2 separate regions of the Mus musculus genome follow, and region 2 is linked to region 1. A link is a loop called in an ENCODE intact Hi-C map of the cell type or tissue named here. Cell type or tissue: left cerebral cortex. All regions are shown on one strand.

Evidence for each region. A loop is a pair of places that touch in the nucleus more often than their neighbours do. Peaks named below come from ENCODE experiments on the same cell type or tissue, not always from the same donor. Only the 100,000 strongest peaks of a DNase experiment are listed, where the experiment ranks them.
Region 2: it touches region 1 in a loop (7-fold over the local background); 2 of 42 quality-filtered maps call a loop at or near these places.

The regions. Positions count from the first base shown.
Region 1 is chr1:35,755,170-35,763,169 of GRCm38, reverse strand. It overlaps Gm25634 (a small nuclear RNA gene), which reads right to left and starts at 1,568; the gene lies at 1,464-1,568. In left cerebral cortex, a CTCF peak has its summit at 4,337; DNase peaks (open chromatin) are centred at 2,913, 3,389 and 4,010; H3K27ac peaks cover 1,360 bases.
Region 2 is chr1:35,519,064-35,527,063 of GRCm38, reverse strand. No RefSeq gene overlaps it. Among named protein-coding and RNA genes, the nearest start is that of Gm25634, 240 kb to the left of the region's middle. In left cerebral cortex, no CTCF peak of the experiment used is centred here; DNase peaks (open chromatin) are centred at 3,148, 3,553, 5,808, 7,071 and 2 more places; H3K27ac peaks cover 812 bases.

The DNA.
Region 1 (8,000 bases):
GCCACTGTGCTGGGCGAGGTGCAGGGCCTCTCTCCCATGTGTTGCCACCAATGAGAGGCGGGGCCAGCCCTTCAGAGTTTCGCAGCCACTGAGGGGTGGGGCCAGTTCTGCATAGCCCTTAGACATCTACAAGGTCCCTGGTAGCTGCCAAGACCTGGGACATCACAGTGGTCTTTAGTGGTAATATGAACCATGGACATGGACACTGACCCCTGCCCCTGCACGGTCATAGACCCAGACATGGTCCTCAGTGGCAGCATGGGCTGGGACTTCACCATGACTTCGGGTGGCAGGGCTGGCCACTCACAAGAGGCTATTCCTCTCTACCCTTACATGTCCAGTTCCACATCTCTTCAAAATGCTCAAACTGTTCTTGCTTTCCTCATCTCTTTGTCTCCCATCAGTCCACCACATACTTGCACGTTGTGATGGCTTCTGCTGCAGGTGGGCCACCAGGCTGGTGGACCTCTGGTGACCTCCTCTGTCTATGCCAAGTGTTATGGTGGCAAGCAGGCCTCTGAGTGACCACAGTCTGACTGTCTTGCTTCTTGCATTTACAAAAGCAACCTTCTCCTGATCCTGTGGGTCTCCGTCTTAGTTCCAGCCTGGGGCTCTGTCCCTTCTCACAACCCCACCTTTCTTGCTCTGGCCCTGCAGCCATGACTAGTGCCTCAGCCTGACACCATAGTGCTGGAATGTGTGCACGGTGGATGCCTCATTCACATATGGAGTAGAGACTCTGCTAGGCAGCCAGGTGGGTGCTGGGGATGGAGTGAAGGAGACCCAGTCCCTTTGGAGCAAACAGAGGAAAGAAGAGACTGCTAAAAGGCTATGCAGACAAGTAATTATTTTGAATCTCCTTTTATCCCTCCACGTGAATCCCTTCCTAGCCACCTGGACATTCCCTCTGTGGGGCCCCTCGCAGGCCTGCCTTCTCCTAATGGAATGCAATGCTCTAGCTTTATTCCACGGCCACCAGCAAGGTAGCCTAGGTCTGGGTGCCCTGCCCAGAGAATAGAGTGAATGAAAATGAGGACACTGACTGAGTTGGCAAGCAGAGATGAATGGCTGGAGTTGGTAGAGGGAAAAAGTGGCTGAAGAGACAGACTCTAGAATTTGGAGACAAATGTAGTGGATGGCGGAGGCCAGCAGAAACAAACGGTCCATACACACCGTGCGAGAGCCAAGCCAGCAGCTTGATTCGGAGAGGCAAAGTCCTTTGCCAGGGAGCTCGTGTATGCCTCTCCTGGGCTTCAACATCACATGAATGAAATGGGGACATGACCACAGTTATTATTTTTTTGTGGTTGTTTTTTATCTCAATATATATGGATTCTAAATAAATGAATATAGAGATAAACATAAAACTGCATATATGAACATGCTCACATTTATTCTGCAGTTTGTTTGTTTGTTTGTTTGTTTGTTTTTTACTTCTTCACTTTACATCTCACTCACTGCCCCAAAATATGGAATGCTTCAGGAATTTGCAATGGCATCCTTGGGCAGGGGCCATACTAACCTCTGTGTAGTTCCAGTTTTAGTGTATGTGCTGCTGAAGCAAGCACATGGCCACTCTTAAGTACAGCTGAGGAGGTTTTTATTGTACATATGAGGGAGAGTTCAGCCCGAGGCATCTGGAAGAGTCCAGACTGACCATGGCCAGCAGACTGAGCTAGGTCAGGAAAGGAGGGAGGGGGAAACGATAGAAGGAGAGAAAAGAGAGGGGACAATAGAGGGAGAAGAAACAAAAAAAGCACATGGCTGTAATGGCAGGTTTTTATAGGAATCAGAAGCTGGGGGAATGGAAGCTGAGCCCCTGGGTTAGGAGAGGTTTAGGGTAGGGAATAACAGAGTGAGAAGAGCGGAGAGGAGGTCTAGGTACCAAGTGATCCTGGTGGCCTGTGTATGCTCTGGGATGCTCTTAGGCAGCTCAGTTAGACATTTGTCCCAGGTTTCTTTGGGATCTGACATAGAGGACCCAAGAGATGGCCTAACTTCTAGATACATTCCCAGCTGTTGCCTGCTGATCACAGTTCAATCGATTGGCCTCCTAAACCACCTCAGTGAACTAAGCATGAAGAAGGATGCAGAAGTTAGAAAGCCGGGATTGGCTAAGAACTCAATGGTGGAGTGTTTGCCAGCATGCCTGAGGCTTTAGGTTCAATTCTCAGTGCCACAACAAAAAGTTAGAAATTGTAAAGTTGAGTTCTACTCCCAAGTCTACTCTCTATTAACTGAGGGACTTTGAAGAAACTGCTTACCCTTGTCAGAAGATGGAGACAGTGGCAGCCTCTGTACTGTTACAGAGCATTTGCCTCTGAATCGAAACACGTTTTCCCCCCAAGGGAGGGGACAGCCCCCCAAGCCTCAGGTAGTCAACAGAATGTCACATGACTGGGAAAGCAATATGGCTGCTGGCATGGCAGCCTGTGTCCATACCTCTAGCTTTGGATAGAGACTGGTATATCCCTGAAGCTCATTTGCCAGCCAACCTAGCTCAATTGATGAACTTCAGTTCAGCAAGAGAGCATGTCTCAAGTATAAAGGTAGAGTATAGAAAAGGGGGGAAAGATGAAGGATGCTGGCATCAGGTCTGTACATGCATGTGCACACATGATTCATTCACCACACAAGCACACACATACACAAAACATCAGCCGGTGTGAGACCCATGCTCCAATGCCAGGGAAGGAGGAGGACTGTGGGAAGCTGGCAGGTTGAAGAGAATTTGAGGGCCTCAGACAGAGTAGATATACTAATTCTTTTTTTAAAAAAAGATTTATGTATTTATTTACACTACAGATCTCTTCAGACACACCAGAAGAGGGCGTTCCCCAACAGAAGCAGATCCCATTACAGATGGTTGGGAGCCACCCTGTGCTTGCTGGGAGTTGAACTCAGGACCTCTGGAAAAGCAGTCAGTGCTCTTAACCGCCAAGCCATCTCTCTAGCTCAGAGAGGATATACTTTTATCACTACACCTATGCAGGAAGAAACTGACCGGCAACTAGTCACACGGCTGTATACATGAACTTCATACATGCAGACAAACACACAACTAGACCTAAACACAGAGGTAGACACACAAGCCTATTGATGGACAGACACAGGCATATGAGGCTCCATGCCTGAGTACATTGTACTTGAGAATAGAAGGCAGTGAGGACTCATTTATATTTAGATATCAAAGTACTGACATGGATATCCAGTCTGAGTCATTTATAAATGACAGACACTGGACATCCAGGGGACTATGAGTCAGCCCCAAACGGCTGACACAGGATGTTCAAGGACTCCCAAAGTGAACAGTGATGTAATCTGTTGTGTAACTATTTTTGGCATAGTATCACTTTTGTGGGAGTCTATACAATATGGTCTTGAGGTTGGCGGCTCGAGTCTTTGCCTTTATCGGCCTGCCCATGTGTTTGTGGGTGTGTGTGTGTGTGCCAGTCTGAGTGTGTGCCTGTGCATGGTTGTAGGCAGCCTGTGTGTGCCTGGGTTCCTGACAGTGCCTGCTTGTGTAGTGGTGCACAAAATGTGTCTTATCTGCTTGGAGTTGAACACACTGTCTCTTCAACCTCCCAGCTTTCCATGACCCTCCTTCTTTTCTGGCATTCAAGTAGGACCCCACAGTGTGCAGGGAGAGCTCTGTAGTGTAGAAAGAGCCTCTGGCTTCTGATCCAAGCCTTTGTTAGTGAGATACAGTCTGTAGGCTTCTTCCTTGTGAATGTCCGGGAGTCAGGTGGGGGTGGACCAGGTTAGCAGGTCATTCTGATTCCCTGGGTCCCCCCAGTTTCCTGATATGACCCAGCTATGGGGATTATTAATAATAAGGAGCTGTCCTCCCGAGAGCAGATGACAGTGAGCAAGGAGATGTTTTCACGAAGCGTTCTGAACACAGTATTTATGGACTCCAGTTATTGGGACATTTATAGATTGGATGCGAAATGTAAAACATATGGTGCGCTCTTCCAGGAACACATTCAATCCAGCTGCCGCCCACAGCCGCACTGCCGCCCACAGCTGCGTTGCTCTTTCCTCCGAACACTCTTCAGAACATTTGTGGGGGTGGGACCCCTCCCGTTCGCAGGAACAAGGTGAACAAGTGTCTCTTCAGGTAAAAGGCTGGTTCCTTTTGGTTAACATTACCCTGTCTCTCAAGGTTAACATTAGCAGGGCCCATCAAGGAGTGTTCTGCAGGGAAAATGTGGCTGGATTTTTTACCTTTTCTTGTTCCTTCTTGACATATGAAAATGATTGCATGTGGCTGGCAACTTCGAGGCCAGACTTAAGCACCATTTGGAGTAGCGTCCCTTGTGGTCAGGATCTGGCTGTGTGTTTTCAGGTTCTTGGCCTCTTATCCAATGAATTGAAAATCACCACTCATACAGGTTTGCAAATGAAGCAAGAATGCTTTATGGGAGCAAATCAATAGTGCGGATTGTAGAGGAAGACACTGCCCAGATCGATAGTGGGTCATGTTCGTGAGGCTATGTAAGGGTCCCGGGCTGCAGCCTGGGGTCTCTTTTTATGGAGTTCATGGGAAGGAAGAGCTGGTTACTATGGAAATTTGTTTGAATGCTTCTCTACTTTGATTGATAGATTAGATCATACGCTCACTTTTCCTACCAAGCATGGCCCCTTCCCATAGCACAGTGGTTCTCAACCTTCCTAATGCTGTGGCCCTTTAATGTGGTTCCTCAGGTTGTGGAGACCCCCAGCCATAAAATTATTATTATTGTTATTATTTGCTGCTTCCTAACTAATTGTGCTACTGTTGTGGATTGTTATGTGACATTTCCAGTGGTTTTGGGTGACCCCTGTGAAAGGATCATTCGACCCCCAAAGAAGTTGCATCCAAAGGTGTCAGCGTTTGGAGGCTGATTATGGGATGGATCCCCGGGTATGGCAGTCTCTAGATGGTCCATGCTTTCTTTTCAGCTCCAAACTTTGTCTCTGTAACTCTTTCCATGGGTGTTTTGTTCCCAATTCTAAGAAGGGGTAAAGTGTCCACACTTTGGTCTTCATTCTTCTTGAAAGAAGTGGGAGTGGGTGGGTAGGGGAGTGGGGTGGGAGGGTCTGGAGGACTTTTGGGATAGCATTTGAAATGTAAATGAAGAAAATACCTAATAAAAAAAAGAAGAAGTTGCATCCACAGGTTGAGAACAGTTGCCCTACCGCATCTGATTTTAATCATACGGATGCCTACTTGTAAAGCTGGTCAATGGGGGGTTCTCCCTACAAGATAATGAGAGGACTTATCCTATTATACACGCACCCAACACCAGTTCAGGCAGGACTGGTGTCTCTCTTCTTCATAACATGATACACTGAGAATACAGGAGTAGAAGCTGTCTGAATTTGGTTGTTACCAGGGACAGGGAAGCTTATACCTTTGTTCAAAAATAGAAGTATGTGAAGTCCATTGCAGGAACAGTAAGGCAGGGTGGGTGGGGAGAGGTGGGGATGGGTGGGGATGGGTGGGGTAAGTTCTGAGTTTCTAGTGCATTATCTAGAGAGGGGTTATAATATATATTATGTGTTGATGAAGGAACTGGGTACCAAGTGTATAGTTATTACAAGAATTGGGTGTGTGTGTGCATAATGCCAGACCAAATGTGGGGGTTCTAGGGGGTCCTAACCTGTCTTGCTTATTCTCGCCTAGCGTGACCTTTACCTTGCTTGCTTGTGTGGGTCAGAGCTGACCAAGCCCAAGCCTGGAGTCTGCTCTGCACACCTCCCTTGGGCTACCAAGATCTCTAGGAAATGTATTTATGTCTGTTTCTTTTCCTGTTGCTATGACAAAGTACACTGTCAAAAGCCACTGGAGGGAGAAGAAAAACTATTTTAGCTCACAGTTCAAAGGTGTCATGGTGAGCGAGTTTTTTTTTTCCAATTTTTTATTAGGTATTTTCTTCATTTACATTTCAAATGTTATCCCGAAAGTCCCCCATACCCCCCCCCCCGTTCCCCCTACCCACCCACTCCCATTTTTTGGCCCTGGTGTTCCCTTGTACTGGGGCATATAAAGTTTGCAAGACCAAGGGGCCTCTCTTCCCAATGATGGCCGACTAGGCCATCTTCTGCTACATATGCAGCTAGAGACACAAACTCTGTGGGTACTGGTTAGTTCATATTGTTGTTCCACATATAGGGTTGCAGACCCCTTTAGCTCCTTGGGTACTTTCTCTAGCTCCTCCATTGGGGATGCTGTGTTCCATCCAATAGCTGACTGTGAGCATCCACTTCTGTGTTTGCCAGGCACCGGCATAGCCTCACAAGAGACAGCTATATCAGGGTCCTTTCAGCAAAATCTTGCTGGCATATGCAATAGTGTCTGAGTTTGGGTGCTGATTATGGGATGGACACCCAGGTCAGACTGTCTCTGGATGGTCCATCCTTTCATTTCAGCTCCAAACTTTGTCTCTGTAACTCCTTCCATGGGTGTTTTGTTCCCAATTCTAAGAAGGGGCAAAGTGTCCTCACTTTGGTCTTTGTTCTTCTTGAGTTTCATGTGTCTTGCAAATTGTATCTTGGGTATTCTAAGTTTCTGGGCTAATATCCACTTATCAGTGAGTGCATATCTAGTGACGTCTTTTGTGATTGGGTTACCTCACTCAGGATGATATCCTCCAGATCCATCCATTTGTCTAGAAATTTCATAAATTCATTGTTTTTAACAGCTGAATAGTACTCCATTGTGTAAATGTACCACATTTTCTGTATCCATTCCTCTGTTGAGGGGCATCTGGGTTCTTTCCAGCTCTGGTTATTATAAATAAGGCTGCTATGAACATAGTGGAGCATGTGTCCTTATTACCAGTTGGAACATCTTCTGGATATATGCCCAGGAGAGGTATTGCAGGATCCTCCAGTAGTACTATGTCCAATTTGCTGAGGAACTGCCAGACTGATTTCCAGAGTGGTTGTACAAACTTGCAATCCCACCAACAATGGAGGAGTGTTCCTCCTTCTCCACATCCTCGCCAGCATCTGCTGTCACCTGAATTTTTGATGGTGGGCAAGTTTTCCAGCAGTAGTTTGAAGCAGCTGGCTACAATCAGAAAACAGAGCTGTGACTGTGGGTGGGCTTTTCCACATGTGCCGAAGTTCCCTGAAATAATGACTCTGAGACTTCCTATGTATGAATAAATGCTTAGGCCAATAGCTTCGGCTCATTTTTGCAAGCACATAACTCAATGAATTCATTTAAACTAGTCTAAGACAGGCCATGTGGCTAATTACCTCTCTTTGGTTTGAAAGTCTTCCTCAGAGTTCAGTGTGAATCTTTCCTGTGCCTGACTCAATCCCAGAAGTCCAATGTCCCAGCTTCTAATCTTGTGTACAAGAGATTCTCTCTACACAGAGCAATCAATGCCACTGCCCTCAGGTTGTGTCCTCCATTGTCAGTCCAAGTGTCTACCTTATCAACATAGGCTAAACAACCATCCCTGGCATGCCTTGCAAGCTTGTCTCGTAAGTGACTTTAACACTTAAAGTTGGGTTACCAATTAACACTACTCACGAGAGTGTTCCTGGTCTAGAATATCCCCCACTTAGGAGCTTGCATTCAGAACCAACAACAACCTGTATTCCTTACACATTGTCCTGCAACAAAGTCACCATGTATGTACATTATAAAACTCACCACAAGTCAATGAACTGCAGTAGGTGTGGAGTCCCTGCCAATCAAAAAATGTACAGAAGGGCAGATCATCTGCTGCTGTGTAGAAAGCCATGGAAGGGTCCCTGTTGCCTAAGACTTTTCCATATTAGACCCATAATAATTATATGCTTTCTTATTTAAATAGGAATATCAAAAGCCTTCAAGGTTTTATAAAAATGGAAATAAAACATAAAAAAGCCATTTGGAATGTTGGTTGTATTAGGAATCAGCATTTCAGCTTCTAGTTATCTTTCCATATCCCTGGGGATGTCTATGGTGTGTGCCCTGGTGTATCCCATTGCATCTTGTCCTCGGGGAGTTATTGTCCAGG
Region 2 (8,000 bases), 240 kb after region 1:
TCATTGTGTAGAAACTACAAGATACATCTGAAACTAATTTACACAAGGATTTCATGATAACTGTTGAGAATCTGTAAGTAGAGTTTATTTTTGTATGTGTATCGGTATGCACATGTGTGTGCATGTTCCTATGGGGAGAACATGCTTGTGTGTGTGTGTTCATGTGGTCAGAGATCAGTCATGAGTATCATTCCTCAAATACTGTCCACTTGCTTTGTCAGACAGGGTTTCTCACTGGCCTGGGATTGGCCAGAGAAACCTCAAGGGTCTGCTTCTCTCCACATCTCCAGTGCTGGGATTAGAAACATGTGCTAGCACTGCCAGGTTTTTGTGTGTGCTTGGGTTCTGGAGTGTTGAACTCAGGTCTTTATGCTTGTACCTTACTGAGAACGTTATCTCTCTAACATAAAGGACGCTTTCAGTTTCATTTAATTTAGTGTTTACCCACTGGACAAAGCAATTGCTTTATACAACAGGTTTAATTTTTTTGATGTAGGATCAGAACTTGTGGGTGTGTTCTTGCCTATGAAGAATTCCCTTAGCACAAGGTCTCTAATACACGTGTTAGTTTTTAGGCGATCGCTATGTTGCACAGGGATAGATCGAGTGTAACGCACGTCTCATTCTACTCTCACTTGACCAGAACAGACATCTCTCATCAAGCACAGCACCATCGTTCCTGAGTTAGAATATGGATCTGGAAACTTTCACTTCAACCTAGTGATAGCAATGAAATTCATCTGTACCTCTTAGTCTGATGGAGAGACAGAAATTGAAGCCATGGTATGACTTAAAGAAGTCCTACTGGAGTTTTTAGGCTTGCCTGGGCAGTAAGTGTGCAAGAGTCTGCATCTGAGGGGCTTTGTCCCTCACTGGCCTTGACCTTGCAAAGGACCAAAGTCACCGGATCTCATGCTGACTTCGGTCACAAACCAGGGACCAGGCTCGGAGGCTGGAGACTGTGGCCTCCATCACAAAGTAGGAAAGACTTCATCTTGAGAGCAAGACTTGTCTACGCCAAAAGCTAAGCCTATCCAATTGTAGAGGCCTGTCCAGCTAAAGAGCTGAGGACCCTACATGACAAAAATGTATTCATTATTCTGGTCTTATTATTCTAGGTAGGATCATGGCCACTAACATAGGCACAGAACAAGGACCGGGTCTGGACATTCTCAGGTTGAACATTCTTTCTTTTAAACTTAGTGCTTAAAAGGGTAAGAGAGAGGTGGTTCTAAAAATACTGCTGATATACCTAGGGAGATGACTTAGTGGGTAAGACTGCTGTGCAAGTGTGAAGATTTGCATTCAAATCCCCAGCATCCACATACAAGTTAGGCATGACTACTTGTTTTCTGTGACCCGTGTGTTGGGGCATGGAGATCCAGCACTCAGTGTAAGTAAAAAAAAAAAAAAAAAAAACACAGCAAACTTCAGGTTCAGTGAGAGAATCCATTTTGAGGGAATAGGAAGAGAAAAATAGAGGACACCCCTTTGCACGCACATGCAAGGGCTAATATCTCCTTCTCATAACCTATCACCCCATCACCCAAATACTAGCAGGGAAATGCAGACATGGGGCCAGGGGAGCTGCTTCATGTTGGGTGAGTCTACTTCAGCTTATGGGAGGGAGGGGAGGGAGGGAGGGAGGGAGGGAAGGGAGGGGAGGGGAGGGGAGGGGAAGGGAGAGAGGGAGGGAGGGAGGGGAGAGAGGGAGGGAGGGAGGGGAGAGAGGGAGGAGAATTCCCCTAAAGACATTTGGATTTGACTAAAGCAAAGGTGGAAAGTGGACTGTTGTCTTCGTGGTCTGTGGCACGTAGCTGTCCTGTTTCCTTTGAAACATCCGCACCCATATCACCCCCAGACACACCAGAATAAAAGAGGCCAGCCTGACTCAATTAGCTTTTATTCCTGTCAGGAATGGTTCGCAGGTATAGCTAACAATAAATCCAACGGGTTTCTTATAGCTCCCAGAGCCTTAATAGGCATAACCCAGTTTTGTGCCTGGTTGAATGACTGATTTATGAAATTCTGAGAGCATAAACTAGGCCAGATTCCTGGCTCTCCTCCATGCCACCTCCCTGGAATTGATGTGCAGCCTGGGATGTGTTTTTAGAGTTGCTACCTCGGGTCCATTTGCATTTATATGAGAGGAACTCGTGATGAGAGGGACAGAGAGGAAGAGGGCCAGCGGATACAGTTACTTCTGTAAGAAAACCTCTTGTGGGAGCTGAGGAGAGAGACCAGTGGGTAAAGCACTTATCATGTAAGCATGAAATGGCCTTGGACAGAGCTGGTCAGTGTGGGGTTGTTGGACACCCACAGGATGACCTACCTGGCACCCTGGGGTATTTTTTCCTATTTTGAATACTGTCTGACTTCTCAGAAGCAGTGGACCTTGGCTCAAGCCCTGGAACCTTCGGTAGTCTCAGGCGGTGCTGTATTCACACTGCGAGTATCGTGGACCATTATCCCTGCTGTATCCTGATGGAGACTTCAGACCTCTTTAAGAGCCACCTAGTGAGATCCCCAAGTAGCACCATGAATTCTATACTTTTCCTCCCACATCCAACATGTCCTTCCAATAGCAAGCCAGTGGCTTCTCTCTGTCTCTCTTGCTCTATGTCTTTCTCTGTCTCTGTCTCTGTCTCTGTCTCTGTCTCTCTCTCTCTCTGTGTGTGTGTGTGTTCATGAACACCATGTATGTATAGCTACCCATGAAGACCAGAAGAAGGTGTCAGATTCCCTGAAGGTGGAGTTACAAAAAGTTTGTGAACTGCCTGATCCAGCACTAGAAACCAAACTCCAGTCTTCTGGAAGAGCAGTGAGCACTCTGAACTGCTGAGCTTTCTCTCCAATCCAACTCTCTCCAGCAGTTATTTAATGCTTTTATAACCTTAGGGAGTGGCCTTGTAAGTTATTTGGGTTGTAACTTTCTGGTACTTGTAAGGTTGTTTGCTTCCCTGGCCCTGTGCACCTCCCTCTTCCTTCCAGGAATGAAGGCTTTAATTCTGATGAAAGTCCTCCACAACTGTATAGTGTCAGCACCAAACACAAAATGCCTGCAGTGACTCACAGAGACTGCAAATGAGCAGAGCCATGGCATTACATAGCATGTGACTGTGTCCATGAGACATTTCCAAAAGGAAAGCGTCCCAGTAGCCATGCAGGGATTAGCTCCGTGGAGGAAGGTGTGATACAGTAGTTTAGCCTGGCAGATGGCTCAGTCATCAGGGTCTGCCTTGCAAGCATGAGCTCCCAGGATTGATCTGTAAAACTAGTTTTTTCAAGAGACTTGTAACCCCAGTGTGGTCACAGGGGAGTCAGGTGGATTCCTGGGGACGACTGCCCAGGCAGCCGAGCCTCCTTGGTGAGTTCCAGGCTACCAAGAGGCCTGTCTCGAAGAATGAAGCAGTTAGCAAGAAACCTTCACCCAAGGTTATCCTCTAACCTCCACCTCTATCTAACACATGTGCAAACACATGCATGCATGCAGACATGCATACATATCCATACCCTCTCACATACTAATAGCTAGGTGACATAGCAGAATTAAGGCAAAAGATTCCTAATGAAGTTCAGGCTAATTATAAAGGACCAGGGGGAGTATCATGGTCCCCAGTGTCGCTGCTGATTAAGGGGACAGTCCAGCCAGGTTCTGATTGTGTTATGTAAGTTTGATTATATAAGTGTAGTGCACTTTATAAGACTGATTATATAAGTTATAAGGAATAGAACTGAACTCCAGAGATGGGTTTGCGGTTCAGCTCTGTCCCTGATAACTTAGAATCCTCCACGATCCTTGATCTCTTTGGTTTATGAAACTCCCCAAGTCGAAGCAATGGGCTAAGAGCACTTCTCACACAGGTCGCTCTGCAGATTCATGAGGTGAATAATTAATCTAACGTGTGAAGCCACAGCAACCTGGATCCACAGAGAGCACTGTGTTAGTGACAGGCAGCCTCCTGTCTCCATGCCAGAATTCAATCATGCAGTGGTATTTAATATTACCCTGGCTTACTTTAATTACACCTGCCACCAAGGGCCATTGCTGATTAAAAGAGTATCTCTAATTTATCTGAATCCCCCCTTGGCTGTAGTCATTTTGTCTTAGTTTTGTTCTTGTGATAAAATACCCAGACAATGGCAACCTAGTGGAGGGACTGCTTATTTTAGGTCACAATTCCAGGTCACACTTCCTCACTGCAGGGAGTCGTCACAGGACCTGGAAGCAGCTGGTGACATTTCACCCACAGGCAAGAGCAGAAAGCATAGGTTGAGGCCCGCATGCCTGTGCTTGGCTCACCCCCTCTCCTCTGTAATCCAGAACTCAACCCACAGTCCTCAAGAATGGACCTTTCAGCCTCAACTTACCCAAATAAGGAAATTCCTAACAAGCATGCCTAGATGATCTCTTACCAAGACTCTCTTCAGAGCTGGGTGTGGTGGCACACAGCTTCGATTCCTCCAGGGGCCTAGAGTTGTGCAAATAATAAAGAAAGGACCACCAAAGTCAGAATAAAACCAAAGCAACTTTATTCACCATGGGAAGGAAGTGTGTCTAGCTGGTTAGGGACACAGTCAGACTCGGGAGCCGATTGTGGCCCTGATGGAAGGAAGCAGGCTCCTTTTAAAGCATAACCACAACAAGCACCATTCAGGGGATATAAAGAAGGAATTTTTAAATTGAGGGTTAGTCCTTGAGCTTGTCACAGGTTATGGGGGTCTGTGATAGCAAGATGTCGCTATAGGATCAGGCAGCAGTTTTATCATAACTCTTATGGGGCTGAAGCAGACCAAGTCGCCTGGCGATTTTTCTCATAAACTGAGGAGAATGTAGAGCAAAGGGCACGCAGTAAAATGAAGGCAGTGGACTTGGAGTTACTTTAGGCCCTTCAGTTCTCAATACCCAGGAGGCAGAGTCAAGCGGACAACTGTGAGTTCAAGGCTAACCTGGTCTACATAACAAGATCCACACCAATCAGGACCATGGGGGACCTGGAGAGAGAGGAGACATGCTCAACCTCTTTCTTTGGACCCAATAACTAATTGTGAGTTTCTAAGTGATCCCTTATTTTCTTCTTTGGTTTGTGTTGGCCTTTTGTCCTGATTCTGCTCTGTGAGAAGCTTTGCATGTGATTCTTTTTTTTTTTTTTTTTGAGACAGGGTTTCTCTGTGTAGCCCTGGCTGTCCTGAAACTCACTCTGTAGACCAGGCTGGCCTTGAACTCAGAGATCTGCCTGCCTCTGCCTCCCAAGTGCTGGGATTAAAGGTGTGTGCCACGACCGCCCGGCTCTTTGCATCTGATTCTTGACCTCATGATTTCTCAGTTCAGCCTAGAGTCCTCAGCATTCTGCGACAACCTGTACTGGTAAGCATGCTTGATGAATGACCTTTGTGTTTGTTGGGAAGGAGACAATGTGTAAGAAGATAAGGCCATTATTTTATGCAGAACACTGCAATCTGACAGAATCTGTAGTTAAGAGTAAATACTTCACCAGCTTTCAGGTGTTAGCACTGTGTGTGTGTGTGTACATACATATATGTACATCTATGAACATCTATGAACACACATGCAGCTACACAAATGTACACCTGCACGCACAAGTTTACATTCACTCTAGCCAGCAACCATGTTCTTTAAAGAAGATAATCAGCATTAGCGTCATAAGGATAGACTCTAAGTGTATTATTGTTCTAGAAATCTGGTTTTATTTTGACAGAGAATGAGTGTAGTTTTTAGGCATGATTCAGCTATTCTGTTAGTGTGGATGTGTGCTCACCCAGCTATTAAAAGCAGGGACTTACTTATAGCAAGTACTTAGCGTTACAGTTTCCAGTAACTAAAATATGGCTACAACTCAGGTGTTCAGGAATGGATGCATAAATAGTCACAGAATGGTGTCAGGTACAATGAGATACTCACTGTCTTGAGAAGGGAAGAAAATATACTGACATGCAACATTGTGAACAAAACTTGAGGACATTTTGTCAGGTGAGATGAAGGAACAACAGAAGCATCAGTAGAAAGCGTCAACCAGACTCTAGAGACAGTGTAGAGCTGGCGGTTCAGAGGCTGAGGGAGGAAGAGCCACTGCTCAATGGGGACAGATTTTCAGTCTTAAAAGACACGTAAAAATGGGTGAAGATGGAGGTACAGAGACAAAGAAGTGCCACCAAGATGCACAGTTAAAGCATTTGTGGTGGCAACTTTTATGCATATTTGGGCACACAAGACTGCTCCGTGAATAACAAAATTTGTCAACTAACAGGAATTCAATTCCTGGATCCAATGGTTGAAAGAGGAAACCAACTACTTAAGCCGCCTCATCTCCTCCCCATGCATTCTGTGTGAGGTGTATGTGGTCTCACCCACACAACACAGCAAAATGAGGACAAATGTAAAAACATAAAATTAAAAGATAGTACACGTACATAGACATACATACATGCGTGTATATTTTAACCATAATTAAAAATTGGAAACCCAGTTGCATTTTGTAAACTAACAGTGAACCATTCAGAAGAGAAATTAGAAATGTGATATCATTTAGTACAGAAAACAGAAAGTATTTAATGAGCTAAATGACAGAATTGTAAAATTTTATACGTTGAAAATCATACTTGTGATGGTTTGTATATCCTTGGACCAGGGAGTGGCACCATCTGGAGGTGTGGCCTTGTTGGAATAGGTGTGACCTGGTTGGAGTAGGTGTGTCACTGTGAGTGTGGGCATAAGATCCTCATCTTAGTTGCCTGGAAGTCAGTCTTCCACTAGCAGCCTTTGGATGAAGACATAGAACTCTTAGCTCCTCCTGCGCCATGCCTGCCTGGATACTGCCATGCTCCCACCTTGGTGGTAATGGACTGAACCCCTGAAACTGTAAGCCAGCCCTAATTAAATGTTGTTTTTCATAAGAGTTGCCTTCGTCACGGTGTCTGTTCACAGCAGTAAAACCCTAACTAAGACAATACTGCTAGAAGAAATGAACAAAAAAAATCTAAGTAACTGGCCAGCTGCCCTATGTGCCTGACTGGAGAGGTTGCAGGGCTGCCCCACGCAGTATGGAAGCACGGCTCTCTCAAAGGAGCCCACAGTACTGACTCAGGCCTTGTTAGCATCTTAGCATTTTTAATGAAATATGTTAGCCGATTCTAAAATTTGCATAAAACTATGATCATGCAAATGTCTAACTCAATCTGAGAAACTCATACTTCCCAATTTAGAAATGTACTGTGAAATTGTTAGCTACTCATCAGTGCCTCATATGAAATGGAACCATGGGTCAGCATAACCACCTCAGCATTCTGGGTAAGATTTCAAAAAAATCGATGTGAAGTGCTGGCTGAGCAAGCATGAGGACCTGAGTTCAAGTCCCAGCACTGCTCTAAAAAAAAAAAAAATTCTCAGGTATGATTGTGCTATACTGGAGAGGTAGAGGCATGCAGATTTCTGAAGTTTACTGACTGGCCAGTCTATTCTAACCTGTGAGCTACAGGCCAGCGAGAGACTCTGCCTTCAGAAATGAGGTGGGCTTCTCCAAAAGAATAACCTCTCACATTGATATGTGACTTCCATACACATGCACCCACACACACACACACACACACAGAGAGAGAGAGAGAGAGAGAGAGAGAGAGAGAGAGAGAGGTGGGGGAAGGGAGAGAGAGAAGACAGAAAGATGGACAGACAGGCAGTCAATGATTCTCAGCATCACTGGCCATCCTGGATGAGGAGTCAGTTCCTCAGCAACATGCTACAGTACACACAGTAGGACACCCCAAGGAAAAGTGGAAAGTCAAGTCTGTGAGGACATAGAGCAAGAGGACCTTCACACACAGCCACATTGCATAAAATGGCTTGACAGCTCCATCTAGGATAGGCTAGTGCTAGCAGGCAACCTTCCTGGAGGCGGCCCACCATTTCTACCTGATCTGTGATGGGTGAGCTCGATGGCATGGTTCCAAGGAGACTTCATCGAATGATTGCTTCTTGCAACTGA